Linked DNA regions of Homo sapiens: regions 1, 2 and 4 are each linked to region 3. A link is an interaction called in ENCODE POLR2A ChIA-PET data of the cell type or tissue named here. Cell type or tissue: CD4-positive, alpha-beta T cell. All regions are shown on one strand. Each heading gives the region's core, and the rest is flanking DNA. Links, peaks and the distances in the headings are about the cores only. Region 1 has its middle 17 kb from the start of THEMIS. Region 2 overlaps THEMIS (thymocyte selection associated). Region 3 overlaps PTPRK (protein tyrosine phosphatase receptor type K). Region 4 holds the start of THEMIS (thymocyte selection associated).

Region 1 (7,635 bases), core at 1,698-6,697, 54 kb before region 3:
TAAAATGGTGGAGGCCAAGTCTTATACAGGTTGAGAATTTATCTGATATGCTTGGGACAAAAAATGATTCAGATTCTTTTAAGATTTTGGAATATTTCCATATACATAATGAAATATCTTGGGGATGGGGCCCAAGTTTAAATACAAAGTTTATTTATGTTTTGTAGACACCTTATACACATAACCTGAATGTAATTTTATACAATATTTTTAATAATTTTGTGCATGAAACAAAGTTTTGAATGAGTTTTGACTTCAACATGAGGCTAGACTTGTAATTTTCCACTGTGTTGTCATGTTGGTGCTCAAAAAGTTTCAGATTTTGGAGCATTTTGGATTTTTGGATTTGCAGATCAGAAATGCTCAACCTGTATTGCTCTCCTGGAAACGCATGTCTGTGAAGATACTAAGAAAAACATAGTTTTTCTTTTTCTTGCCACTTTGTAAATTCCTAAGGGACGATTTCATTATGAAACATAGTCATGTGTCACTTAACAATGAGATATGTTCTGAGAAATGCATCCTCAGGCAATTTCATTGTTGCGTTAATCATAGAGTGTGCTTACACAAACCTAGGTGTGTACTTTTACTGCACACCTAGGCCATCAGGTATAGCCTATTGCTCCTAGGCTACAAGCCTGTATAGCATGTTACTGTCTGAATGATGTAGGCAACTGTAACACAGTGGTGTTTTTGTGTCTAGACATATCTAAACATAGAAAAAGGCACAGTGTAAACATGGTATTATAATCTTAAGGGACTACCATCACATATGTAGTCCATCGTTGACCAAACATTAATATAAGGAATGAAAGGAACTTTCAAATGTATGTAAATGACATTTGCCGCCTTTGTTCCCACTTTACAGTAAAGTTACATGCTTTTCTACAGTAGAGCCAGGAGGTAACTATATAATCTTCATAAAGTTCTATTTTGTTTGAAACAAAGTAATATTACAGATAAAGTGCCAAGTAAAATATTTTATGTGTGCCTGCTATGGTTATCACAACAGTAATTGACCAGAAACACACTTTGACCTGATTTTACACATTACTAGTGAATCTGAAAAGCTGCTACTTATTGATATTGAACCATTTTTAGAATCAAGTTTATATAATTTTAATCTTACACAGATTGAGGTCCCATTGTAACAGTTCGTCATTGATGGATCCATTTTTGTCCTATTTTTAGGAAATTTACTTTTAGAAGAACCACAGAAAACACTTTTGAAGCTTTTACTGGGGTGTGGAAGGAGGTTTATCATACTTCCCCTTTGGAAAAAAAACAAAATTGAAAACAGACATAGAAGCAAAATGATGACAGTATAGTATCATTTTGTTGTTGTTTGTTTGTTTGTTTTGGTACAACTAGGCTAAAGAACATACATATAATCATGCGCTAAAGACCATATATGTAATTATGGGCTAAAATTGGAGCTTCCAACCACTGTCCCCTAAGTTTGTGGCTTGGTATTGACAGCTGAAAGAGTTGAATTTCCAGATTCTACACTTAGGAACATTCACAGATTTCACAGGCCTTGTTCGGGCCTATTGCTATTCGGCCCTGATTTGGTCATACTTACTAAGTAAAGGCAGGGCAAATAAAGATGATGGGCTCTGTACTCTGCTTGGGGCAGGAGGGGGCTAGGGGTGGGGAGAGAGAGGGTCAGAGAGAAAGAGAGAGAGAGAGAGAGAGAGAGAGAGAGAGAACTTGAGCTACACATAAACCTTTAATACCAATTGTGCCAGAAAAGAAACTTCTCGGGTAGAAGCACATGAGAAAAAAGAATGAGCAGCTGGGTGTGGTGGCTCACGCCTGTAATCCCAGCACTTTGGGAGGCCAAGGTGGGTGGATCACCAGAGGTCAGAAGTTCGAGACCAGCCTGCCCAACATGACGAAACCCCGTCTCTACTAAAAATACAAAAATTAGTCAGGCGTGGTGGCACACGCCTGTAATCCCAGCTACTCGGGAGGCTGAGGCAGGAGAATCGTTTGAACTCAGGAGGCAGAGGTTGCAGTGAGCCGAGATTGTGCCACCACAATCCAGCCTTGGTGACAGAGCACCACTCCGTCTCAAAACTAATAATAAAAGAAAAAAGAATGAGCAAATTTGTTTTTTCCCCCTAAAACTAGGTGTCAGAACTTTCTATTTTTTGGGCAATGCAAGTCTGCCCAAAGTTACAAAATTAACCCTATATTTGTTTAATTAAAAATATGATTTTATATTACGAGACCTAGAGAAGGAGTTAGAAAAAGTTTAATTTTTTTATATTATAATTAAATATATCTATGAAAAAAATAAACCTAGGGAATGAGTTAGAAATAATTATATAGATATGTATGTATATGTATATATGCACATATATATTTATAATAAAATACTTTTATTGAAAACAATTATAGCTATATTACAATAAAAAGTCACTGCCCACCCAGTCCCCACCACTGTCCTCCATCAAACCCCAATTTTTGTTTGTGGTTCCTCCTGTCATGGCAGAGAGGCAACTGGAATTCTGCCTGGGATAAGGTGAAGATGATTAATGGTGCCTTCCTATCCCAACCTCTGTTCACTGCAATGGTTGACACAGAGGTCCTTCTGCCTGGTTTAAGAGGGGCATGATCAAAGCTAGAACTGTATCCTTTCTGTGGGAAACTTAAATGGGTACAGTAAGACAAAGAGAGTAAGAAAAATAAAATGGATAGAATTTATTCATTTCAGTGGCTGACAATGCTCAGACAAAATAGTGAATTACTGCTTGCTGTGCTGTTAGATTCTAAATCTCATACCTCCATATTCTGGCAGAGCCAGTGAACTCTCTAATATCCATAAAATAAATTTCCTTTTTGCTTAAGCCAGAGTCGGTTTCTGTTGCTCACAGCCAAGGACCTCAAATAATGTACTACCAGGGAATTATTTCCGATTGCTTTGAGTCAGAGGACAAGCTATTAGGCTGGTGCAAAAGTTGTTGTAGTTTTAAAAACACACTAAAAGTAATGGCAAAATCACAATAGAAGCTATTATGTTAATGGACAGTACACTTAGGCTCAAGTCCACTGACAAGCATCAGAAACTTCAAGATTAGGACTAGAATCAAAGAGTTTGCTTTTGCAAAAGCATTGATGTTAAAATTTAGTCTATAGGGTCTAGAAAAAGGGAATGGAGAAAAACAAACCAAAAAAGCTTTTAAGAGTTGTATTTCCACAGAAAACTAAGCTTGACAAAGTACTGGATTATTCAGTTGCTAAGATCTTCCCGAGTCTCACAAACTATAGCAGAAAGATTACAAAATGGGTTGGTCCTCAACACAACCTGAGATGTAGGTGGAAGTCAAGGAGAGCAGAATGGAGTCAGTCCCCCAGTTACATTTTGGGTCGGTAGGCAGGCAATAGATGCTTCTAGTAACAACTTCTATATCAATTAGGATCCTTTGGTTGCAAGCTACATAAATCAACAATAATTAAAGAAATGTGGGGAATTTATTGGATGAATAAGATATACAGAATTGATAGGATGCTGAAAACAGGACAGGAACCGGGGCAGTAGAATCTGGAATGTGTGATTACTGAACCTAGCCTTTCACATTAACTCCAAAATCAGCAGTGAGAAGTGCTTCCTTGTGTCAAAGTTCCTCTTGATGACCATTGTTTTAGGTACTTTTAATCTATCTGCCCAGCTCCTAGTCATGAGAATTCTCCTTCTCTTGGAGTAATCAGCAGGGATGTCCCTTTCAGCCACAGTTATATCATCTGATCACTTTCAAGACCATGGTTAGTTGAAGAGAGACCAACACCTGAAACAAGCAGGGCCAATCACATTCTCTTCCCCAGAAATTTAGAATTTGAACTAAAAGATATACTGGAAATCAGAAATTGTGTCATTAAAGATAAAACTTCTGAAGAACTAGCCACAAATTCCTGCTTCCGAGGAAGCTGTTACTTTCCCTGACTTCCTCATTCTAAGAGTCTAGTGGTTCAGCATTTCCTTGGATTCCATGAGATATAATAGGTTTCTAATAAATTTATCCTTTCTACTTACATTTGCATATGTCAGCTTATTTCACTCTTATCTGAGAGAGCCCTAATCAATACACTGTAGTAAAAGTCCTCATTGCAAGGATAAGTATTGATTTTTAAGAATCATGTACAATTAGAGTAAATTTGGAAGTCATTCTTCTTTAGCTATATTCTTGGATAGGTCCTAATCCCAGCATAGAGAGTGGCCCATTAATAACTAAACACTGAAGGCTCCAAGGCACAGACTTGCAACATTAAAAATAAACAAACCCAGGCATAATGCGTGCCTGCAATTAGCATTCTAATCCTAAAGAAAGATAATTTAAGGATTATCAACTTGACCCTGCTGGTAACTAATATTTTTCAGAGAAATTTTCTTCTAGGCTAAGTCTTTATAACTGACCATTTAAAGCAAGAAAACCCTGAGAGTATATAAATAATTAGAGATAGCCCTGGCCCATAAAATCTTATGCAAGAGATATTATCCCACAAAGAGCTGTACCTTTGATCAGAGAGGCTGATGTTAATGATCATTATCTGCGTAAGAGCACTGGAGCATCCCAGGTGTTTTCCTCCTCTCCTGTAGAAAATAAGGGATCCAGGAAGAGCCTCTCACCCCTACCCACCAGCCAAAGAGACTAATGCAAATATAAATCTCGTAATTGTAAGTATAAACCTTGAGTCTGCAGAACACTTTATCTGTGAACCTGTTGTGTCTACAAAGTGGGTGGGGCTTCTAAATTTTGATGTGGTTAAACCCATGTTGTACCAGATTCAGTATTTCCTGCAATGCTAGCTGGAAATAACAGCAACCAATTCCAGTTATTTAACCTAAAGATTAAAATTATTACAAGAGTTCAGAATTGTTTAAAGGCAAGCATGCTGTTGTGGATCAGGTAAAAACTGGAACCACAAATTGAAAGCCTTCTGGAACTTGAAGTGTGCTGTCTCCATCTTTCTTTTTTTGTTTTCTCTGTATGTCATGAAAGAGCCTAAGTAGCTCCCCCACATTCACTCAGCTAGTTTGTAATAGAGCTGAAAGTGAAATCCAAACCTTTTGACTTTAGTGTTGAGCAACTGCTACTTTCCTTTACTCTCCACCTTGAGGGCAACTATATAAAATCAGCTATGCAAATCTAACTCCTTCCATGTTTTACTAAATGGTAAATTGCTCTAAATAAATAGGTACTAAATGAGGTTGATGAGTAGCTGCACAAAAACTCACTAATTCCATTTTCCCTCCTGTCTGCTTGTTTTACAACATGATATGTTGTAGTAGGTAGAGTCCTAGACGATGAAGCCATATAGTCCCAGCTCTGCACCTCACTAGGCAGACCCTCAGCAAGTCATTTAAACTCTCCAAGTCAGAACATTGTGCTAACAGAAATAAGCCAGGCACAGAAAAACAAATACCCCATGATCTCATTTATATGTGGAATCTAAAAACGTTAATCTGGGGTGAGTGTGTGGGATGGGATAGGGAGAAGAGGATAGTTGGGGAGGGAGGGATCACTACTAATGGTTATGGTGTTTCTTTTTCCTGTGATGAAAATATTCTCAAATTGATTGTGGTGATGCTTGCACAGCTCTGTGAACATAAGAAGAATCATTGATTATACATTTTAGATGGATGAATTTTGTGATACATGAATTATGTCTCAATAAAGCTGTTTTTACAAAGAATAAAATAATACTAATAAACTCTCCAAGTCTTGGCTTTCTCATCTTTAAAAAAAAAGATAGTAATTGTATGTTCCCCACGGGAGATACAATTTATGAATGAACAATTTACAAGTGCTTATGAATGCTGTGAGAGTTAAATGAGATAGCATACATCCATAGTGCACCAGTCCATGGTAAACCTTTGCAGGGTAGTAGCTATCAGTATCTCTAGTCTCATGTTAGTCCTCTAAACAACTCTGCCATCCCATCTCCAGTTCAAAACACATACACTATGGCTTCGAGGATTCTCAAAGCAGGGATCTTTATATTGATAAAAACAATCTTTTAGTGTTTTTGTGGAGGAGGTGAGGTAAACGACAAATTGACATTCATTTTGCCTTAAACCAAGTGTCAAAGTCTGGCTTCCCAAAGAGAATGGCCAGTATTTTGGGCGCAGCTGTCAAATCTTCCCAATTTACACAGATGCAACAGAACCTGTGAATTAACCTGTGGCATTTACCAAAGCCAACCCCTGCCAAAAACAAATCTCTCTCCTCCTGGCATACTGAATAAGAGATAGGGATGCATTAAACATTTACGAAGACACTTCAAGAGAGTCTCAGGTAACAGGAAGTGTTCTGAGATTGATTTGCCATGCTTTGAGTGCACAGAAGACAGAGGGAGACACACAGGGAATGTTCCTGAGACTTTTTCTTTTCAATCATCCTCCTCTGTGACTTTTACCCTATAATTTATTTTTAAAGAGGCATCATAGTTTTCTGGGTGCCATAACAAAATCTAAAATAAATGTTTTCACCTAGATAAGCACTATTAAAAGGAAAGGATACTGAATTCATTTGAATACATTTACAGAAGATTGATTTTCCCAAGGGAATGTACCTATCCTATTTCTTTAATTATTCTTGAAGTTTTGCCTATCAACTGACAATTTCTTACAGAAAGGAAGCAAAACAGCCTGGCTTTCGTGACAGCGAAGAATTATAATACTAGAATAAAAACAGGTTTGTCACTTTCCTTATCTCTTCTAATGTCTGAGTTACTGGGAGTCAGAAATATAATAACCCCATCCCAGTAACACAGTTATTCAGAATATGTTAAATCGAAAGGTAAATTCAAAGTCAAATTTCTCTATTTTTTGAAGATCAGTATACTCATTCCTAACTACAAGCATCCAGTATGATTAGTTATAAAACATTAGAGAAAATATGGTCATATTCACTTTATTTTTTCAACTGATTATCACCTGATTAGAAAGAAGACCATTTTGTTTCACATGATTTACTCTCAGCAAAAAAACTGTTTACTTAAGCATAGGAAAGCCAACCTTCGTACTAAAAGAGAACTGAGAAATTTAAACAGCCCATGATCTTCATTGCTTTGGCCTCTGCTGCAAAGCGTCACTGTGAAAAATTGGTCCTGATCCCAGCAATCAATGCTTTCCCACTGCACAGAGATGGCCTGGCGTCATTGTGCCATTGTGGCTGCTAAGGGCAGGGTTCCTTAGCAATGCATAATGGCCAGAACAAGTCCTCCCCAACCCTGCACTAAGGGCAGGCCCCCAGTCCCAAATCATTTCCCCATCTTATTCCAGTTTCTCTTCGGGAGCTGTGGTTTCTTTCTGTGGTTGAACGTGGTTCAGCTTTTCCTGAACCCTGTCCTCCCCCAAAAATAATTATCTGTTGGAGAGTGGTGGTGGTTGGACAACATTGTGAATGTAAAATACCACTGAATTGTGCATTTAAATGGGAAATTTTATGCTATGTGTATTTTACTACAGAAATTATCTCTAATGTGTATTCCCAGGCAGCCGAGAGGTCGTCTTCTCAGAGGACCCTGAGCTGCCTTTTTCAGCAGGTCCACCACCTCTGTATCTTTGCATGCTAACAAAGACTTTTTCTTTTTTTTTTTGAGATGGAGTCTTGCTCTATTGCCCAGGCT
Region 2 (7,635 bases), core at 1,767-6,766, 79 kb before region 3:
TACCCAAGTAACTTCCCTGACATTATATGACTCTCTTTAGAATATGCCTGGTTTTGAATTTTTTGAAGTTGATAATAACTTCAGTTCCAGTCATAATAAAAATAATTTATTGTATCAGTGAGAGAAGTGTAGCTTATATTAAGATAACAACTTCAAAATCTCAGAGATTAAACAATAAAGTATATTTCTTATTTCACTACATGTCAGGTACAGGTGGATGAGGACATGTTCTCTGCTAATTATAGTCACTTAGCAACATAGGCTATTGAAGATTTCATTTTGACATAGTCTACCATGATGAAATATGTTTAATTATGAACTGGTTCTTAAAGTATCTGTTCCAAATTATACATATTATTTTTGTTCTCAGTACATTTGCCAATACAAGTCATGTGATCATGTGACCACAAAAGGGTTGGGAAGTACAAGCATACCATGTACTCAAAAGAGGTGGAAAAGTGGAATAGATGAACACCATTTTTTTCCTCAGATTTGTTCTTTGGTTATAAACTGCTCACTTAAAGAACTGAAGAGGACAAGATAGCACAAGTCAATTTATCTATGGCATATGTCATACATAATTATCCACAGCTTTAATCTGAGAGGGACTCATAACATCAATTGTGTTAGCTCCTTGCAGGGATCTCTAAATTGGGCCACATATTCCAAAGAGTATTACAAGATATGAGGTTAAAGTGGAAAATAGTAGAACTTCGTATTCATTTCCACATAAAACAAATAAGAAAACTAAACTATACTAATATTTAACAGAAAGAGTTATATTAGTTAATTTCAAGGTTGCTAGTATTTAATATTAAAAATCCTAATTTATCTCTGCATCGGATAGTCATATGACATGTATGGTAAGTCACATACTAAGATAGATTGGGAATTTCAAAAAATGAGTTAAAGGAATTGTTTTAATTCATTCATTTACTTTCAATATACTACAACATAATGCAGGTGAAGTTAAGTTGATTTAAGAATTGTTATAATCTAATTCTATCTATACTCACTCTCACAAAATAGACATAACGTCACAAGATGCCAACACAGACATTTGAGAATTAAAGATTGCAGGCCCTATCAAGAAGAAAATGATAGAGTGACACGTCTTCTATTAGCACAATCTTGTCATTGTCTGCGTACAACTGCTATCTAATGAAACTGCCAAAATCAGATTTAGGAAGATTATTTCACAACATGAAATTTATGAAGATTATTTCACAGAGTGATAGCCACAAATATTAATGATAAACCTGCTGTATGAGTAGATTACATACAATGTATATTGGACCTTGATGAGGTATCTTCAATAGCTGTCATTCAAAACAAGCACTAAAATAAATTAATTAGAACCATTCGAATCACTGGGTCACATGATAATCAGCATTTTCCAAAACAGTATTCAGTAATAAAAACATGTAGTATTTTCAATAATTTTCAGTAACATGACTTCTGCTAAAAATAGATTGATAGTTAATATGTTTTATTCTCATTCATATGTGGTAGCTAAAAATATTGATCTCATGGAGGGAAGAGAGTAGAATGGTGGTTACCAGAGGCTAGAAAGGGTAGCGGGGAGAAGGGGGTGAAGTGAGATTGGTTAATGGATACAGAAATACAGTTAGCTAGAAGGAATAAAGCCTAGTGTTCAATAGCACAGTAGGGTGATCATAGTGAATAATAACTTATTGTCTATTTCAAAATAACTGGAAGAAAAAATTTGGAATAGTCCCAAAACAAAGAAATGATCAATGTTTGAGGTGAACAGTATCCTAATTACTCTAACTTGATCACGCTGTATGTATGAATCAAAATATTACATGTACCCCATAAATATGTACAATTATTATATATTAATTTAAAAACTAGCTAGTTGTTACAATAGAATTAACAGCTTTTGTGAGAAAAATAGTGTATATTATTAACAAAAATTAAAATTGTATATTATCAATTTTATCTTTCTTTTTTATAATTTTATTATTATGTATGCTTTGGAAGGAATATAAATATCAATAGAGAAATACATGTATGGAAAGCGGCATCCTCTTTTTTTAAATTGATGAGGTTTTTGATCAAATAAAGTCCTGATCAATTAGGTAATGGATAGGGCATTCCAACCACAAGCATCCTCTGTGCCCAAGTTGGATTTTTAATTGCCTAACTTGAAATATCCACTTGGCTGAGTAATAGATATTTATATTTAATATGTCCAAAACAAAACTTTTGTTTTTCTCACTAAAATCTCATCTTCCCCTGGTCTTCATGACTCTGTCAAATACACAAACATTTACCCAGTGGTTTAGGCCAAAATCTTGAATTCATCCTTTAGTCTTTTCATTTTCTCACCTCAATTTCAAATCCATTAGAAAGTCCTTACATTTCGGCCAGGCGCGGTGGCTCACACCTGTAATCCCAGCAGTTTGGGAGGCCAAGGCAGATGGATCACCTGAGGTCAGGAGTTCAAGACCAGCCTGATCAATATGGTGAAATCCTGTCCCTACTAAAAATGCGAAAAAATAATTAACCAGGCCTGGTGGCGGGCACCTGTAGTCCCAGCTACTCGTGAGACTGAGACAGGAAAATCGCTTGAATCCGGGAGGTGGAGGTTGCAGTGAGCTGAGATTGCGCCACTACATTCCAGTCTGGGTGACAGAAAGAGACTCCAGCTCAACAAAAAAAAAAAAAAAAAAGAAAGAAACAAAGAAAAAGAAAGTCCTGACATTTCTACCTCCAAAGCATCTCTTGAACTGTTCCTTTCTCTTCACACTAAATCAAGGCACCATCAACTCTCCTCTAGATTATTGCAGTCTCCTAATATATCATTCCACTTTTGCCTCACTAATGCCTGTTCTCCCCAAAATAGCCAGTGATCTTCCTCAAATGGCAATCAGGTCTTGTCAGTCTGCTGCTCAAACTGGTCATTGGCGTCTCATAAAACCCAAACTCCTTGAAATGCTCTTGCCCACTCCTTAAACCTCTTCTCATATGTTCTTCTCCCTGCTTTATATGTGCTCAAGGTACAGGGATATGTTTTCTCTTCCTCAAACAGACAAAGCTCCTTTTGGTCCCCAGATGTCTGCACTGTCTGTTCACTCTGGAACACTCCAGAACCTAGATCTTTCCTTGGCTGATTCCTTCTCAATATTCAAGTCTCTGCTCCAAAATCATTTCTTCAGAGTGGCCTTCCCTGACCACATTAGTTTACAGGTCCTACGGGTTTCCCAGCCCCACTCTGTACCACATTCAGTGTCACTCTGGCCTTCAAGGCCTACAAGGTCTGGGCCTGCCCACGCCTCAGTCTTTCTCCCACCATCCTTCCCCCAATTCCTTGCCTTCAGCACCACTGGGCTGCTCCCTGTTTCTTATCCAGACCAAGCAAGCTCTTCAGTAGTTTGCACTTGTTCTGTCCTCAGCAGGGATGTTCTTCCAGATGTGGGCAAGGCTTATTTCCTCAGTTTATTCAGGTCCCTGCTCAAATTTCATCAGAGATAATCTGCCCCGGTCACCCTATCAAAAGATCACCTTTCACCTCACCTTGCTTTACTCTCCAGTCAGTGCTTCATGACACTTGTATATATTCTAAATCTAGGTTTGTCATTTGTCCCATTTACTAGAATATAAGCTCCGAGAGGGGAGGGCTTTACTTTTTTTCCCAACTGTAATTCTAGACCCTTTGACAATGCCTGATAATGCATTATTAGGATGTATGTAAGCTATTCCATTCTAGGCTCGCTTAACATTTTTCTATAAAACATGCTTCTATGAGCATTCTAATATAATCATTATTTTGCTTTTTGTAATTGTATTTTAAAATTAATTTCTAGTGATTGGATGTTTATAAACATTTTTCTCTGTAGATAAATATTACCCAGTTGCAACCTCGAAAGTCTGTAACCGTTTACACATTACCAAGTGTGCCTCGGCTCCTTTCCACACATTCATGCCTACAATAACTTTTGTGAATCTTTTAATACCAGTGACCTGAAAGAGAAATAATGATTTATTGTTTCATTAGCATTGTTGATAGTAGATTTGAATTTTTTAATATTAGTATGGTATGTGAACTGCCTTTTACATCTTTATATTCACTTTTGTTTATTGTTATTTAGTAATTCCTTATACATTCAGGATATTTATAGTCTGTTTGCTCTATATTATGTAAATATTCCCCTTGTGTAGAGTTAGTCTTTCTTCCACATTTATGTAGTTTGGGTTTTTTTGGAATAAGGAAGCTTTTTATTTTATAAATTTAATTTTTTCACTTTGTAAAGTTTCAGTTTCACATTTTTATGTGGTTTCTTTAAATGGTTTTATTGTTAATGTTTTACTTTTTACTATTTTTCTTCATATTCAATTTATGTTGGTATATGTAACAGTAGAAAAATTCAAATCAGTTTTGTTTTAATTTTTGAAATAATTGACCAGTTTCTTTACAATATACCAGCATTAAGGTAATAATAATAATAGTTATGATTTACTGAAAGATTGATCTCAGCCAGTCATTTTGCTAAATTCTTTATATGCCATAGCTCAATTAATCTTCACATCATACCTCAAGGTTGTGATAAAACCTATTTTTTGTAACAAAGGACAAATGTTCAATGTTTTAAGTTGACCATGGAATCACCTCTCATTTATAACTTATCCAAGAGGCAGAGTCCTGAGTTTATAACCCACAATTCTGTGCTTCACATCAATAGGGCATAAACGCTTCACATCGATACGGCTCCTAAAATAATAAATGCTTGAGCAACATGTTCTTGTGATGAACATTCTCCCTATTATCACTGTGGTTGTCAACGGCGAGTATTCAATCCAATACTACAGAACCTCACATGATTTGACATCAGCCTCTTTCAAATTTCCTTAAACCTCCCATCCCCCAAAATTTGTCACAGAGTCATCATCACCACAGGACGGGTGGAATCTGGCTCCACTGCCTGAACTGAGACAAAAGGCAGAAAGAGGACAAAGAATATGTTTCCTTCCACATAAAACAAAAAATAGAACCCCAAAATATTGGAAACAAATGCTTAGAAAATGATATACCAAAAGAAAGCTGGAATAGTAACATTTTCTAAAAAAATAGAACCTAAAGAAAAAAAATCATCAAGGAAAAAGGATAATAATACAGTAAAAAGATGTAACTCTCTAACATAGGCACATGGAACAACTGAACCTCAAAAAAATTTTGATGAAATAAAAGACAGAAATGAAGAGTGAACCAGATAGATGTACAACAGATAAAGTAAATGAGAGATTAAGCATATGAAAAATAAGCAGTGAGAGAAATAATTTGAACAAAACAAATAAAAACTCAAGCTATTTGGCATATAAAGAGAGGTGTTATAACAAAAAACAAAGCATACTTTTTTTTAGCACACAGGAAGCATTTCCAAAGTAGAACATGTTTCATACCACAAAGTAAAGGAAACCACAACCAATTCCAAATAAAGACTATCAATCTCGAACAAAATACAATGAAATTATTAATTAAAAGCAAAAGGATAGCAAATAAAATCTTATATGATCACTAAATAAACAAAATTAATAGCTACTGGATTTAAAAAGAAATACATTATAATTAGATCTGAGGAATAATGAAAATGCTACATGGCAAAAGTTATAGGAAACAGTTAAAAATACTTAGAAAAAAATAATAGTTTAAAACACATTTATCAAGAAGCAAAGTATTAAACATGGCTGCCGATTCAACATAGGAGGCTGGAAAAGTAGCAAGAGAGAAAACAGACAAACAAGAAAATAAACGAGACTGAATCAGAAAAAATAAAAGAAACAAAACATAGAGAATATTAACAAAACCAAATTCTAGCTTCTTTTCAAAAAAATTCCATGTTTAGTAGGTCATCCAGGAGCACTCTAACAAATTTTTAAGAAGATGTTAAACCTACTTTTAGAAAATTATCTCAGAAAACAGAAATAGCAAAATTTATGTAACTCATTTTCGGAAGCTAATGTTATCTTAAATCTAAAATGAATAAGTCTATGGGCTCATTTTAATTATGATTAAATGTAAAAATCCTAAATATAATATCAAATTCCTACATTGTATTTCAAAAAGTATATACTTTTTGAAAATACATATATTTATATGAATATATATATTTATATGAAAAAAATGTATATATAATACATATATTTATATGAAAGGATCCTCCAACATTTGAAAAATCTTTAAAGTTAACTCACATAAACACACTAAAGAAAGTAAATCACATTATTATCTTAATAAGCTCAATACCTATTTATTCGGAAAACTCCTAGAAAGCAAAGAATAGTTGGGAACTTCCTTAGTTGAGTAAAGGTTAAACACCAAAATTTAGTACATAATATATTAACAAGGAACTTTAGATGATTTTCTTTATGACTAGGAATAAGACAAGGATTTCCACTATTGCTTGATATAATACTGAAGGCTCTAGCCTGTAATAAAAAGGTAAGAAAAAACATTTGTGGTAAGAAAGAGACACAACTTGATGTTTCTGACATTAATGTCTATTTAAGAAAACCAGTGAAATAAAAAATATAAACTATTAGAATTAACAAGGGAATTTATAAATATTACTAATCGTATTTAACTGCATTTCTTCACTTCAGAGACAATCAATGGGAAAACAGACAAAATACGATCTCAATATAGCAATATATATATACACATGATATAAGTATGTGTGTGTGCATTCTAGGAACTAGCCTAGGATACATAAGAACTCTATAGAGACACTTTTTTAAACTGTGATAAATTATGTAGAAGATATTTTATTCTCTTGTTTAAATGAGAGATAAACTATGCTCATGGATAAAAAGACTTTACTATTAAAAAATTGAAGTCATAATTTAAAACATTTCTATATTAGAAATCTCAGCTCAGGAGGCCTTCATTGAAAATTCTACTAAATATTTAAATAAGCGATAACACCAAAGTTACATAAAATCTTTAGGAAAATAACAAAAGACTCCAACCAAGAAGTTCCGTAAGTTCAACTAACTTGATAATAAAGCCTGGCTAGGATATTACAAAAAAATAAAAACTATAAGCCAATATTATTCCCTAAAAGAGATACAAACATTCTAACAAAAAAAAATAGTAAGCCAAATTCAGTGAAATATGACCCCATTGGTTGTGTTCCACAATTAAAAGCATGTTTAACACTTTTTAATGTAAAAAAAACTATGTAATTATCATAAAAGTTACAAAAAGAATATTTGATAAATGTCAAATATATATTCAAGTTTTTAAAACCTGTTAGAAAACTAGAACTAATTTAACCTAAAACAAACATCATGAATGGTGGATTACTGAAAATTGCTCTCAGTGGTCATGAATGAAATACAGAGATCTTTTTTTTATCATTACCTCTATTCAGTATTATAGTAGAAGCAAAATCCATCAATATTCACAGACAATGCAAATGTACACATAACATATACAAAATGTTAAAGATATATTCTTAAAATTCAATAAGTACAACAAAGAGAAAATGATTTTAAAAATACCATTTAAAATGGCATGAAAAAATCAAATAACTAAGAATAAATCTGAAAAAATACAAGATCTGTACAAAAAATTATAAAATGTTATTGACAGAAATGAAATAGACTTAAATA
Region 3 (7,635 bases), core at 1,307-6,306:
GAAACCAACAAACAAAAAATGATGTCAATCTCCTGGCCTTTTCCATCTCCACCTACTGGACATTTTGGCATTAAATTAAGAAAATAAAAATAAAAGAAACTAGAGGTTGGAAATCAGTTTTACTCTTTAAATAGAGTTTTTGTGGCCTACTTGTATCAACGAGTATAGGAATAAGCTACTCATTTAGTGGTGAATGCATAAACATTAAGAGGAAAAAATGATGTGCAAACAATAACTGTTATAATTATAAAAACTTTATTTCATTCTTACTTTAATTAAATCTTTATAAGCACCATGTCATGAGCTGGCAATCTAGAAAGAGGACACTGGAATGCTTTAGTCAATTACAAACTGCAAGCTGATGATGTGAAGTTACAGCTACGTGGAGCATGTGAACAAGACCACATTTAGAAAGGTTCACTTAAGAATCCCATGACAATGCGCAAAACAGGAATCTGGCATTGATTTGTTCACACTTTTTATAGTCAGAACGCAAAGCTTGTGCATGTAAACATCAAGAGAAACATTTTATCACCCTGACAGTTTACAGTTTGCTCAAATTTGACCCTGAAAGCATATATGTTGCCATCTTGTTTTCTTGACCAGTGCTGGGCCACAGGCTGAAAAACTCCATTCCTTTAAAATTTAAATGATGCTTAAAGGCTATGTTCAACATTGTGCAAGTTGTCAGCAAGGCCTTTTAATGTGTACATTTCTCATGTATGATCACCAAACCATTATTTACCTAATGAAATTGTGAAAAACTATACATATTCAGCAAAATGTTTTAATTTGGTCCTATATTAAAAGACCCAATTGCCAAGGGATTTTACACAAATTTAATTCACAAGCATGTACACAAGAGAATCACTATAAAGAACATTGCTTCCTGGTTTATGAATAAAAAGTTTATCTTCTACTTACACTAAAACATACAAAAAATAATCTACAAAAATCGTTTACAATTGATTTTAGCTAAAGAAAAAGCTTTCTTCAGGAAAAAAAAGATGATTGTGTGGTGGTAGTATTTTAGCCATCAAAAAAGGAATGTAAGTAACCAATAAATATAATGTGCTTTCTCCATATAGACATATTTACACTTGAGTCTTTGGCTTATGTTATTTTCTAAAAAGAACTTTAAATGATCCAGCCATCATTGCACATTAAAAGAAAATAAGCCAGTTATATATATTTATATATTTATATAGAGATCTGCTACACTGGAAACATATAAAAAACGAACTTTACTATGAATTTGCACAGCTTTTCTTTTCTTCTTCCTTTTAAGATTCATCAGCTTTCATTTTAGAAAGGGAGAAAAATGCCACGTAGAAAGTATGAACTCATGCAACATGTGGTAGCTGCTCTACTGAAACCATGAGAAAAAAGGTGGCATGTTCACTGTACAAACACCAATACGTTCTCATTTCAATCTGGTTCTTATTAAATATAATTTATGTGGCATGAAATGTTGATGCTTTAATATAGTAATAAAAACTAATTCAGTCCTTTTTATTAAGATACACAACTTCATAAAAAAAATACTTTTACCTCTCAAATGTAAAAGTCTCCCACCCCCCACATTAAAATCTTTCTGCACAAGTGTAACAGGTACAACAGCTGCTGGCTCAATAGATGGACAGGTTTCTTCATGGATGCACTTTAAAGAGTCTCACCCAACTAAGATGATTCCAGGTACTCCAAAGCTACATCATAGCAGAAACGGTATTGCTCCTGAAAGATGTCAAAACACAAAGAGTGAGAAAACTTAAGAAAGAGACTAATGTTGAATAACAGTTACCAAATGAAACTTGACAACCAATTTAGATTACTCAAGGATTACAATTTATTTTTTCTATATATGAGATTAATATCTAGGCATACATATTTTATACTTGAGTCTAATGATCCATTTAAGAAAAAGGAAATTTATCTTAAAAAGACATTTTATCTTTGCCGCATATTTTCTATCAATTTTTTAAATATCTATAATTTTTTATCTGTTTATAATAGTAATATTTGATCATTACAGAACAATTCTGTACAAATATAAAGAATATACACATTCTGAACAAACATAAAGAATGAGAAAAAGAGCTATAATTCTATCATCAGAAGAAATTGTTAAAATATCACCTTAGTTTGCCTCAGTTCTTTTTGTGCATGGTTGAAATAATTATCTTAGAATAAATATAACTATGTATATTTCAAAATATAATTTTAAATGTAACTTTTAAAATTTAACATTGTTACAATTCTTTTTCCATGTTATTTAACATCTTTTAATACCACATAAAAATCAAATATATGTATTGTTTGACTATTAAGTTGCTTTTATTTTTTTCTCTATTTTATAATGCTACAGTGATAAACTGCAAATGTTTTTCTCCATATATTTCAGATGATTTCCTTGAGAAAAAAAAAGCCAGCCATTTTAAACAGCCATTTATGCAATTTCAAGTTCTTAATTTTTGACACTGTTTTTGTCCATCAGAGTATTTAAGCAAATTTTTCAAGAATGGTTAGTGATCCTTAAATTTTGAGCCTACTTATACCTGAAAATGTATTTCTGCTGCCTTTATATGTTTAAGACAACATATTGGCAATAAAATTTTTGAGTTAAAACTGCCTTTCCTCTAAGCCCATCTATGGACTTGCTCCATAATAAGAATTTAGAAAAATTCAGAGACCATATCATAAACTATTACTTATAATATGCAATTCATTTAAAAATTCCCAACTCAGTTCATTCAAGTGGGTAAAATTCAGGCTGGAGAACAGTCTAAAATGCATATTATTTTGGAATAGAAGTTCGAGGTGTCTCCAGCAATAAACTAGGGTAATAAAACTTTCCTTAAGAGGTCTTTATCATTCCAACACTATTCACCAAGTAGTTATGATTCAAATTCACCTACCACTGTGGCGAGTGCATTCAAGGAACCAAAATGTGCCTAGAAATAGTTATGTCTCTTTAAGCAGTCTCCAGCAATATTGCCTTCACTCTAAATCTCCTCACCAAACTCCTCAGCTCAACTCCACAGCTCACTAAACTAATCATCAACACTGATTAAACACAAATCAGAGGGTGGGGTGTTCAGGATTCACGGGACATGAATGTAAAGGAAAATAGTAACTTTTTGGAAGGTCCCAGAATGGCACAGTTTAACCATAGATTTTTTTTTTAATTAAAAAAGGTGGGAAATCAGTTAAATTTGAAGGTAAAAGTTGAATTCTGAAGTCAGAAATGATCCCACTGATGATTTTAAGACTTGACCTGAAAAATGGAGGCAGAGTTTACATCAAGAAATCTTCAAATCGCAAAGTTTAGAGACATAACCACTATTCATTTAGTTGCTAAGACGATCTGAGAGTTCTCCCTCAAAAATCCCTCCGATTCATCCCCCCTTTCTCATCTCCATAGCCAGCACCCCAATCAAAACCAATGTAATCTTGTGTAGACAGCTGCAACAACCCAGGGAAATGAGGTGGTGTAGGGAGTTTGAGGACACCTGTAGAAAGGGTGGAAGTCTGGTACCGCTTGTAAAAGTGAAACAGTACAAACCTAAGTCTTCAGATTTTGTCTCAGGAAGCAACGCAACTCTTGTGCGAGCAATCCATGAGCAGGAAGTGGTGAAATACTTTAAAGGTTTATTGAATTGCTCATTCTAGTTATCTGATCATCTTGATAAATGTAGGGCAAGCAACAATGATGCCTTGGTTTTTCTGGTTTACTTTTCTGTGAGCATACACTACACAGCTGCTCCCAACCTGATCCCACCATGCACATACATATGTGTAACCCACAGATATCTCTCGTTAGAAGTAAAATGTGTTAGATAAGTGTAACTTTCTTTCTTACTCTGCATACAGCTTCACCTAGATGAACTGTCACACACACACATACCTATCAGCTCTTATTTTGTAAGCTATGTTCTGACTTTACGAGCCTTGACAAGCTCAAGTAGCATGATATGAACTGCCCTCTACAGTTGGTAAAAGCTGAAAACTTAACCATGATAGTTTAACCATTTACAATTTGATCAGAAAATGAATGAATAATTATAGATAATGACAAAACTAAATTTCATTGCCTTTTAAAAATACTGGGTGTCTAAGGTACTGATGAAACCTATATCCCTTAGACATACAGCCTTGATATAGGATTTATTCTTCTTATAGGACCATTTACCAAAGTTTACTGCAGCAAATATTTTTTGGCTATAACAGAAAAAAAATCCTACAAATTTCCCAAATTAAATGAAAATAGTTTCATGATTAGCAGTTTATGCAATACGTGATTAAGTGTCTGTGGGTAGAGGGGGATGCTCAGCAATGTATTAATTAGGCAGGAAAGTCCCCACAACGTCTCATTTTCACATCTGATTCCCTATGTGTGTATGAAGTCAAATCAATAAGTAGGTATATGACTAACTAATCTCTAAGATGCCTTCCAAATCTAAGATTCTGTGACTCACCGGGGCTTCCACCATGTTTGGCTTGCTGTTCCTCAGTGTCTTTACTGCATGGAAAACATCGACAACATTTTGCCGTTTCACCATTTCAACAACGATGCCTATAGCACAGAACATGCCACTTCGCCCGCCACCATTTCTGAAAGCAAAGAAAGCAAAGGCATTTTAGATAGCAGCACCAAGTGACCACAGGTCACACCATCATATATGTTTGGGAAAATAAGACATTGTAGTTTTAATTGTTTTCCATTTGTGTCTTAATTTTGCTTTATATGTGTACAAGGCAGAGAGGAGAAAACTTGAGGATGAAATTAGATCAGTAGCTTATACTCAGGAAAATGCTATAGGCATAGATTGCTGCAATCTAGACTTTGAGATTCTGATATATTTGTAAACTGTGTAAATCAGAAGTTGTTACGAGTAGTGTTCCAAAGAGTTTAAATAATATAGCTATATAATAATCAATATTTAGAAAATATACAAAATAAACTTAGTAGTTAATTATAGACTCATGAGACAGGAAGACTGTTTAAAAATAACATCTATGGGAGGTCCATAAGATGCAAGCCAGATAGTCTTTAACATTGAAAATGAGAAAATAAGCACCAAGGCCCCATGAATGACAGGCTGAGCTGCCCTACTCACAGGCAGTGGATAATCGTCCGGCCTTCCCCTTCCTCGCATTCCTCCTGCCACTTTTCCACCTGAAGTATCAGTTTCAAGAATGACCTTTTGGATCCAGGCACTTCTCGATGAGAAGCCCATCCTAGGTACTGAAACTGTTGCACCATCAGATAACCTTCCTGTGGCTGTAGAGGGAAGTGTTTTTATGTAAATACGCTGGGACTACAATTTTTACTAAAAAGTAAAAGGTGCATATAATTTACAATACAAATGGCATCTACACTGGATTGAGTCTAGCTGATATAAATCCTCAATATGTACATGCTAGTAAAAAAACATTCTAAGTGACAACAGCAGGAAACATGGCAATCATCCTTTATACCTGTTTCTCCCTCGCACTATGTATCCAGTAATTCATTACTACGATTACATTTCCTAAATAACTTTCAGATTCATTGCCTTCTCTTTATCACCACTGACATCAATACACTACTAGTCACAGGTTCTGATAATTACCTCCTAGCTGATCTCCCTGAATAAACTTTGATCTCCTTCCAGTCCATTCTTACTATAGGCATCATGATTATTTTGAACTGCAGATACAATCTTGTCATTTCCTGCTTTAATGATTTTCAAATGATCTTAGCATAAAATCCAAATTGTTGTCATGGCTTAAAAAAACTTATGTGATCTGGCTCCACCCCCTTCTTCAACCTTCTCTTTGTCTTCTTTTAATCCATATATCAAGTCTCTTCTTGCCTTGGGGACTTTGCATATACTGTATGTACCCTTTGCCTTGAATACTTCTTCCTTGCTTGGTCTTCTCAATCCCAAATAGAATGACCAACTTGTCCCAGGTTGGCCTGGGACTTCTCTGGTCTTAGCACTGAAGGCTGTGTGTCTTGGGAAAGCTCCTGCCCTGGGCAAACCAGGATGGTGGGTTACATCAACCCCCAACTAATTTCTATTGATTCATTAAATTTTGGCTTAAATACTACTATCGCAAAGAGGTCATCTCTGATCACACAGTTATGTCAGATCACCCAGTTAAACACTCTATATTCTTTACTCTTTCACTGTAAAATGCATCACTTTTATACAAAAAGGATTATACAATTTTCATGTAATGCTTTTCTTCCTGAAAAAAATAAAGATTCCTTAAGTACACGGAAATCTTTTTTTCCTACACTCTGTATCAGTAGAACTTTGCATAATACTTCCCCAAAAGTAGTAGTGTTGAAAGAATGAATCAAAACCTTAAACCTTGAAATAAAAATATCAGGAAGAATATGTAATATATGAGTAAATCATATCAGATTGGCAAGAGCCCATGCATCTTTTGGTAGATTACAAGCCCTACTTAGTACTCTACAAACTTGTTGGTACATGTTAAATGTTTGATGCAGTTAAATATATTAAATATATTAAATGATGAGAGTGAGAACAGAAAAAAAATCATGTACTAATAAGGACCAGAATACCAAATACAGAGGCAGTTCAATAAGTAAGCAAACAAATAAATAAATATGCTGACAAAAATATAACATTTCAGTTCCTGTTCCTAGAATATTTTTCACATAAACTGCTCAATTAACAGACAAGCCTTACTGTCTTCAGCAGTTCTGTTTTTTTCCAACTCAAATATTACTAGAACCATAATGTAACAGATGTGCAGACATAATGAGATTCCATTTAAATTAACATCTAAGATATGCATGAATATTATGAGATGATTGAAGTTATCCTTTTTTTCTCCACTGAAATGAGCAATAGGAGTCGATATGATTCCATTCCCTGCTCATAGTTATATACATATAGACTTATTAACCAGACACACACGTAGTCATTTTGATATGAGAGACACTGAAACATGATAATCCTAATCACACACTTAAAATACATACCCACAGAGCTGGTGCTTTAAAAAACAGAGTAATGTTTCTCTCTAAAAAGAGCTTAATTTCATGAAAGTTACTAATGTTTTCTTTTCCAATTCTGCTTGTTATTTGGTTACATAATCTAAATTGTTTTTATTAATATCTTTTTTTGGGGGACGAAGTCTCGCTCTATACAGCCTGGGGTGCAGTGGCGTGATCTCAGCTCACTACAACTTCTGCCTCCCGGGTTCAAATGATTCTGCTGCCTCAGCCTCCCCACTAGCTGGGACTACAGGCATGCCACCACCATGTCCAGCTAATTTTTGTATTTTTAGTAGAGATGGGGTTTCACCACGTTGCCAGGCTGGTCTTGAACTCCTGACCTTATGATCTGCCCGCCTTGGCCTCCCAAAGTGCTGGAATTACAGGCATGAGGCACTGTGCCCGGGCTTTATTAGCACTTTTTTTTTTAAGATCTTCCCCACCCACATTGAATTTGTCATGTAGTGGAAAGCAAATGAGGAGTCAGAGAAAGACGATACAGTTACTACTTTGCTGCTGGGAAAAGGCATGGTGGTAGCAGCACTGGTTCTACCTTTAGATCTGCTTAGAGCCATAGGTTGAGACGTTTAGGAAGATGAAATTGCAGGTAGGATAATCAA
Region 4 (7,635 bases), core at 372-5,371, 71 kb before region 3:
TGAGAAAGAGCACAGGATAGGGCTTCTGGAATACTTGGAATTTTCTATTTCTGGACCAGGGTGGCAGTTACATGAATGTGTTTACACTGTGAAAATGATCAAGGTATTTAGTTTTTTCCCTCTTAATTGAAGTAAAACATAGTAGTAAAATAATAAGGTATGAAGAAGATGGTCTGGACACATAGAGGGACACTACATTCTTTCTTAAAACAATATAGAATGTCAATTCTTTCCAACTTAATCTACCAAATCAATAAATCCAATAAAAATCCCAGTTAGATTTCTTATAGAATCAATTGATTTAATAAAAACTCATTGAAAAAGTTATGAGATATTATCTCACTTCAGTTAAAATAGCTTTTATCAAAAAGATAAAAAATAATGGATGTTTGAGAGGATGTGGAGAAAAGGGAACGTTTATACTCGATGGGAATGTGTATCAGTACAGTCACTATGAGAAACAGTGTGAAGTTTTCACACACACACACACACAAAAATAGAACTACTTACAACCTAGTAATCCCACTGCTGGATATATATTCAAAAGAAAAGATATCAATATATTACAGATACCTGCATTCACATGTTTTTACAATAGCCAAAATATGAAATCAACTTAAATGTCCATCAACAGATGAATAGACAAATAAAATGTGGAATATTATTCAGCCATAAAAAAGAATGAAATCCTGTCATTTGCAACAACATGGATAGAACTGAAGGACATTAGGTTAAGTGAAATAAGCCAGGCACAGAAAGACAAATATCACATGTTCTCATTAATTTGTGGGAGCTAAAAAAATTGATATCATGGAGATAGAGAGTAGAATGATGGCTACCAGGTGCTGGGAAGGGTAGTGGGAGGGGGATAGAGAGGGGTTGGTTGATTAATGGGTACAGAAACACAGTTAAAAGGAATAAGATCTAGTGTTTGGTAGTACAATAGGGTGACTATAGCTAAAAATAATTTACTGTATATTTCAAAACAACTAGAGTAGTGGAATTGGAATGTTCCTAACATGAAGAAATGGTAAAAGTTTGAGGCAATGAATAATATCCCCATTACTCTGACTTGATTATTACACACTGTATCAAAATATCACATGTATCCCATAAATATGTATATATATTATGTATCTATAAAAACATTTTTAAAGTCTATGAATATCTAAGCCAATTTAGGAAAAAAGGATTGAAAACAAGGGATTGGTCTATACATCATTTCTATATTAACATGTATTGCAAGGCCATAGTTACAAAAATAGTGTGTTTGGGGGCAGCTAAGAAAAAAAATAAACTAATGGAATAGAAGAGATATTTTAGAGACAGACTGATACAGAGGTGAACATATAATATGATTTGAAGGAGGCAACAAAAATCAATGGCGGAAAGATTGTCAGCTTAGCAAATGGTACCTGGAAATCAGGTGAACTGTATAGAGAAAACTAAAATTGGATCCCTGTACAATTCATAACATTGTCCTCCAAATAGACTAAAAACTAAATGCAAAATATGAAACCGTAAAGTTGATAAAAACAACATAGGAAAATATCTTTTTAAAGTAGACATAAAGAAAGACTTTTTACGTAAAGCCTAAAAAACACAAACCATGAGACAAAAAATGATTTGGGGCTGGCTTAGAAATAGAGACATTGATAATATGATTATACACGGCAAAACATAGTCTGATTCCAAAAATCAACTTACAAATTAGTTAAATAAAACTGTACACTAAGCTGATAACAGCCCATATCAATTCATCACCTGCAAGTATGTGTGTGTATATTTTATATATATATATATATATATAATATATATAAAAACTGGAGCTGACGTGTTAATCTTTCTTTTACTTTGCAACATAATATGTAATACATTATTTTGTCTACGAACAAGAAAGACCTGCCTACCAACAGTTAAGTTATTTTCCTGGTAGTTTTGTCTTGATCTGTTTCTACAACTGCTTCAATTCTACCACTCTTGAGGCCAGAAATACACCTACAGAATTATTAATTGTATTCTATGTATTCAAACTAACCATGTAAAGATTCTAGGTTGTATATTGGAGGTTATAATGTTCTTTCACCTGAATTAACATAGTGAGTTACACCAAAACTCACTATCTTATTATTCAATAAGTTTAATTGAACTCTGAGTTTCAACATCAATTTTTAAAAATTATCTTGTAGCAATAATTTCTATACCTTCAAATTAAAATTTTCATTATTTAAGGAATTTGGAGTTAGGCCACTACAGAGTGAGAAAAACATTGGTATAAGCAACATTTAGGAGCTAAAAGTTTGGGAAATATTTGGAAATACTTCTTTCTAAACACTGTGCCTTTGATAGTTGCTTTTGTTTTAGCAAGCTAAATTTTATTTTTTATATTGTGGAAACATAAATATTGATAACTAAATTTATTATTCTTGATTACAACCAATTTCAAAGCAAAGGCAGAAATAGTTCACCATTCAAGGCCTACAGAAAGCTCAAGAAGCTTCACTCAATTCCTTATTTCTGTCTGTCCCAGAGTCCTGTCTAGTTTCTCCCCTCTCCAACACCATTGGCTTTTGACGATTCGTTGGTCAGTTCATTACTTTCTTTTGTGATCGCCTTTCCTTTACCAGAACTCACATATTTGCTGTTAAAATTCCCCCCCTCCAATTTTCAAAAATGTATACTTTACAAGAATGTTCTAGCCAGTAAAGGTATTGGAGAGTGCTTACCTTCAAGATAGATGCCTGCCTGGATTTCTAGAACCCTGGGTAGGGTCCTGAGGTCAAGGGAGTGGACGAATTCTTCCAGTGATAATGCCATTGCTATGCCTTGGGTAGTTTGTAGACCTGGTGCTCACAGAAACTTGTGGCTTCTGGGTGACACTTGTCTGCAATTGCAGCCCCTGCTCACCATTTCTTCCTCAGGCAGGCAGGAATGTCACACTACAGCCAGAGTGGGGTGGAGTAGCTCTATGTGGGGAGGACAATGAAGAGGGAGGGGGGAAGCAGGAGACAAAAAATGTTATAGCTCTTTTTGTTCACATTGTGGCTTCATTTCCTTCTGACATTGAAGTTGAACAGGATGGGGGTGGGGTGAACAGACACTGCCCAAAAAATGAGACGTGCTAAGTAGCGCATTCTGTCCTTTGTTAATCCAGGTGTGCATCTACTATGGTAGCAAAACTGAGGTCAGAGTTGCTTGTGGCTTGCCCACCAACAAAGAACAGGAATATAGGACTAAAGTCTAATCTTAAAAATGGCACCATGTGAATTCATTATCTCTCTAGTTCATTTCTAAAGCTTGGCTTTGTGCCTTATTTGCATACTGTCAGTGCCTTTACATTAAAATTGGTAATAAAAGTGCTTTGCGTCAGCTCTTTTTAGAATTCTGATACTATACTCTGGAGAGAGTATTGAAACCACTTTTTATTCTTCCACATTAAAAATTTTGCTGAATCTTAAAGGAGGGTAGGGTAGGGATAGAATATGCAAAATGATACAGTAAATTAACAAAGTACATTAAAATGAGTTTTCTAATCTCTACACTATAGTAGAAAGTATTAAAATTACTTGTCAGGAAACCTGCATTTTCTGGGTTTAGTTCTGCTTTTGATTTACAGGCTAACGTCAGCCTTGTCTTCTCTGATTTTCATTTGTTTTATTTACTAAATGGAGATGAAGTAGAAGAGTCCAATAAATTTTATAATTTCTTCCAAGTTCACAATTCCACAATTCTGATCTTATTGTTGAAATTTAGGAGGGGAAATGATCAGCACCAAAGGAAGCAGGAGAAAACTCATGAACATTGATCTCTTCAAAATCCTGCCCCTCTCTATTTTTTGCATGTAACTGAAACAATATTTAAAATATATACAATTAAAGGTGGTAGTTCCTAAGTCTCTTTAAGGTAAAGTAGAAGAATATTGGTTGAGGCTGGGTACGGTGGCTCATACCTGTAGTCCCAGCACTTTAGGAGGCTGAGGTAGGAGAATTGCTTGAGCCCAAGAATTCAAAACCAGCCTGGGCAACATAGTGAGACTTTGTCTCTACAAAAAAATTAAAAAATTAGCCAGGCATGGTGGCACATGCCTGTAGTCCCAGCTGTGAGGAGGCTGAGGAAGGAGGATCACTTGAGCCCTGGAGTTTGAGGCTACAGTGAGTTGTGAACATGCCACTGCATTCCAGGCTGAATGACACAGCAAGACTCTGTCTCAAAAAAAAAAAAAAAAAAAAATAAAGAATACTGGTTGGTATGTATACACTTGAAAGATGACAGGAATCTACACGTTTTCTTTAGTAACCAAACCCAGGCACTTATCTATTAACTGTTTTGGCCTTAGGCTGCAGAGAGCATAGCCACATACAGAGGGTCAGGGGACATCTCAGTTCTACCATGGCCATCATGTAAATGACCTAGAAAGATAAAAACTGCCTAGTTTTGATATGGAGCTTATAAAACTGTTTCAACTCTTTGTAATCCTATTTGACATTTTCAATAATCAGTCCAGCTTCATTTCTTTCTTTATAAAAGTAGAATTTACGATTGACCACATCAACAGGTTTACTATCATTAGATTCAAATTCCTCACTGGCAACTTTTTTGTCCAAAAATGTCCTACCCTTGATCTGTCTGCCTTCCATACCCCTCCCCACAGTTTACAGCCTAGTAGTGTATTTCATGTGGATGAATACATGAAAGAGGCTTCTGTGGACTGCTCCTTAAAAATTATGAATCCGTTAGAACTGATGCCACAATACATTTCATTTGATATCTAATGCAAGCTGGATATCACTTATTTTTTTAATATTCCCAAGTCAAATTTCTATCCTACTAGCCAAACAGCCATTTCGTATCACCAATCTCTTACAATTACCTAGGCTCCATCTGCTTCTGCTCTCGCGACAGATGACGCTCTCTCTGTGATAATCATCTTCGTATTCTCAGTCTTAATTAATGACACTGCTATTCTCTTAGTTTCCCAAGCCGGAAGGCTTAGAATCATGTGAGATGCCATTTTTTTTCTCTAGCCGTTAAATCCATCAGGCCCTATAGATGGCAATACTCAGTACCACTCACTCTGTCTTTGCTCTATATCCCCACTGCTACTGCTTTAGACCAGATCGTAATCACTTCTGACACACAGGCAAAAAAATCCTGATGTGAGCAGCCAAGTTAAGGTTGACAAAGAAGAGCAATGAGTTCAAGAGTACTTGAATCATCAAGTAAAATGAATTATTGAAGTTTGGTCATTAGAACAGCATGTTATAGGTGTAATAATAGATTAACGAGAATTTTAAAAAAAAAACTAGACTGTATATAATAATTTACTATTTGAAAAAGGTGAAATTCCAAGGCAGTGGGAAAGAATGTTTTATTCAACAAATGGTTGTTAAATAATTGGGGAGAAAATTTCCCTAACTTTCCATGCAATGAAATTAAAGTTAGATACATTTTAAAATTAAATTTAAATAAAAATAAACCAGAGGGGAAAAATAGGAAAATGTCTGGAAAAGGGTAAGAAAATAACTATTTCTGAGTAGTAATTGAAGGAAAAAACTAATAATATATTTGACAACTAACTTATGAAATACTCCTGTAAATCAAAAAGGAGTTTGAACAAAATAGAAAAAAAAAAAAGCACATCCTTCAAATAAACAATGGCTTAGGTGGGTAAAGGCCACTTGTTAGTCAATATGCAAAATAAAAATATTCAAAGACTTCTATTTCTGGCTATGAGCTTGTATCTGACCACGTTTTCTACCAAAGGCACCTAGAAGAGCTGTATACTTTTTAAAAAAGCTGTTTTAAGAAACAAGAGAGCTGTCAGGGTGCAGAACATGAGAGGCCAAGATCCTGTAAAGCAGAGCAGAACCATTAGAGGAACTCCATATTCTGCACTTCTTTTCCCTCAAGGCTTTTATGGGTTAGTAACTGGCACCAAGAGAGAGTCTGAGAAGGCAAAAACTGGTGGCTCAGGAGGAGAGAACCTGAGTTGAGTTTTTGGCAGTTTCACATAGCAAAAGAGACCAAAATAAATTGGACTTTGGGAAGTAGCAATTCCTCCAGGAAAAGTCAGAGAAAGGTATTGCTCAGCACCACTTTTTCCCCTTAAAATTTTTTTGCTCATTGAAAGCAGTACAGGGTTGATTGTATGAGACACAAACAAGAGCATGGTTGGTAGGAAGCTGAAGAAGCCAAGGAGTGCTTTCAGCAGTCTTGCAGAACTGGGAAGCCAGGGCCAGCCAAGGAGGGAGCAGGAGTCACAACAAATGCCTGTGTTCTCAGTTGGGGCTCCTGAAGGCTGCTTCCTAAGAGAAAGGGTTGCCTATAAATAGAACTAGCTTTACAAAAACTGAAGCTTAGACTAAAATTAGCTCAATCCCTCATTGGATTAAAGTGGTCTGCCCCTATTCTTGCTGCCAGATAGAAGCAAATGTAAATCCTCCTGTTGAGGAAAAGCAGCCAGAACTTCTGTAATATTTAAAAATACAACATCTATAATTAAGTATGAAATGAATGGGAATGCCAGAAGACAGGACAGAGAAAGACAGAGAGAAGGGAGACCACAGAAACAAACTCATGGGGTAATTCCGATATTGGAATTATTAGTCCTGCAATTTAAGATAATTTTGATAAACATGTTCAAAACTAGAAGACAAGAAGGAGAAAAGAACTGCCATCTATAGAAAGTATCGGATGAAAATTCTAGAGTTAAAAAATACAGTAACTGAAATTAAAAATTCAATAATTGGTTTTAACAGCAAATGGGACATACAGTAAGAGAGGATTGTTGAACTGGAAATGGGAGCGTAGGAAATATCTGCTCTCTCTCTTTCTCTCTCACTCTCTCTCTCTCTATCTATCTATCTCTGTGTCTCTGCAGAGAGATATTTCAGCCATAGTGGAAAGATCTTATATGTAAACTGAGTCCCAACGTGAGAGGAGAAATAATAGTGGGAGAAGAAATATTTTAAGAGATAATAGCTGAAGATTTTCCAAAGTTGAAAAAGGCATCAATCCATAGATTCAAGCCTTGCCAACACCACCAAGGAGGATAAATGCAAAAGAAGGCACACTAAGGAACATCATACTAAAACGTTAAAAAGCCAAAGTCAAAGAGAATATCTTAAATGCACTCTGAAGAAAAGAAATTGTCACTTTCAAAGGATCACCAATAAGATGATAGCTGACTTACTAACAAAAACCAATAAGGGTAGAACACAATGGAATACCATCATTAAAATGCTGAAAGAAACCAACTACCAACTTGATATTCTAAATCCAGAGACGCATGAAAGCAACAGCAAAATAAAGACATTTTCAGACAAACAAAAACTAAGAAAATTCATCACCAGTAAACTCTCACTAAAAGAAATACTATAAAGGGTGTTCTGCAGGCGAAAGTAAAATGATCTCAGACAGAAAGTCAAGACCACAGGAAGGAATGAAGAGGGTGAATATGTCAGTGAACTGAATATATTGAGTTCCCAAAACAATAATTAATGGCTTGTGGAGTTTTGAATATATCTGCACTATATATAGTTCATGCAATATATTGTAAAATATAGCAGTAATGCAAAAGCAAAACTGATAATGAAGTTAAAATGTTCTAAAGCATTAGCCTTCTAGAGAAGTTGC

What was found. ChIA-PET counts read pairs that join two places held together with the same protein. Peaks named below come from ENCODE experiments on the same cell type or tissue, not always from the same donor. Only the 100,000 strongest peaks of a DNase experiment are listed, where the experiment ranks them.
Region 1: POLR2A ChIA-PET joins it to region 3 with 35 read pairs; 9 of 35 experiments call an interaction of 5 or more read pairs at or near these places.
Region 2: POLR2A ChIA-PET joins it to region 3 with 14 read pairs; 7 of 35 experiments call an interaction of 5 or more read pairs at or near these places.
Region 4: POLR2A ChIA-PET joins it to region 3 with 21 read pairs; 8 of 35 experiments call an interaction of 5 or more read pairs at or near these places.

Annotation. Positions count from the first base shown.
Region 1 is chr6:127,913,912-127,921,546 of GRCh38, forward strand. It overlaps a transcript of THEMIS not described here. Among named protein-coding and RNA genes, the nearest start is that of THEMIS, 17 kb to the left of the region's middle. In CD4-positive, alpha-beta T cell, for the core only: no CTCF peak of the experiment used is centred there; DNase peaks (open chromatin) are centred at 4,760 and 5,010; H3K4me3 peaks cover 2,926 bases; H3K27ac peaks cover 2,927 bases.
Region 2 is chr6:127,888,861-127,896,495 of GRCh38, forward strand. The region is part of intron 1 of THEMIS (thymocyte selection associated); the gene reads right to left. Among named protein-coding and RNA genes, the nearest start is that of THEMIS, 8.4 kb to the right of the region's middle. In CD4-positive, alpha-beta T cell, for the core only: no CTCF peak of the experiment used is centred there; a DNase peak (open chromatin) is centred at 4,891; H3K4me3 peaks cover 1,982 bases; H3K27ac peaks cover 991 bases.
Region 3 is chr6:127,968,547-127,976,181 of GRCh38, forward strand. PTPRK (protein tyrosine phosphatase receptor type K) reads right to left here. Exons shown (of 30, transcript NM_002844.4): 28 at 5,118-5,281; 29 at 4,476-4,611; 30 at 239-1,734. The coding sequence ends at 1,681. Among named protein-coding and RNA genes, the nearest start is that of PTPRK-AS1, 56 kb to the right of the region's middle. In CD4-positive, alpha-beta T cell, for the core only: no CTCF peak of the experiment used is centred there; DNase peaks (open chromatin) are centred at 3,635 and 4,435; H3K4me3 peaks cover 1,248 bases; H3K27ac peaks cover 1,609 bases.
Region 4 is chr6:127,898,116-127,905,750 of GRCh38, forward strand. THEMIS (thymocyte selection associated) reads right to left here and starts at 2,943. Exons shown (of 6, transcript NM_001010923.3): 1 at 2,727-2,943. The coding sequence starts at 2,817. In CD4-positive, alpha-beta T cell, for the core only: no CTCF peak of the experiment used is centred there; DNase peaks (open chromatin) are centred at 3,036 and 5,006; H3K4me3 peaks cover 3,125 bases; H3K27ac peaks cover 3,418 bases.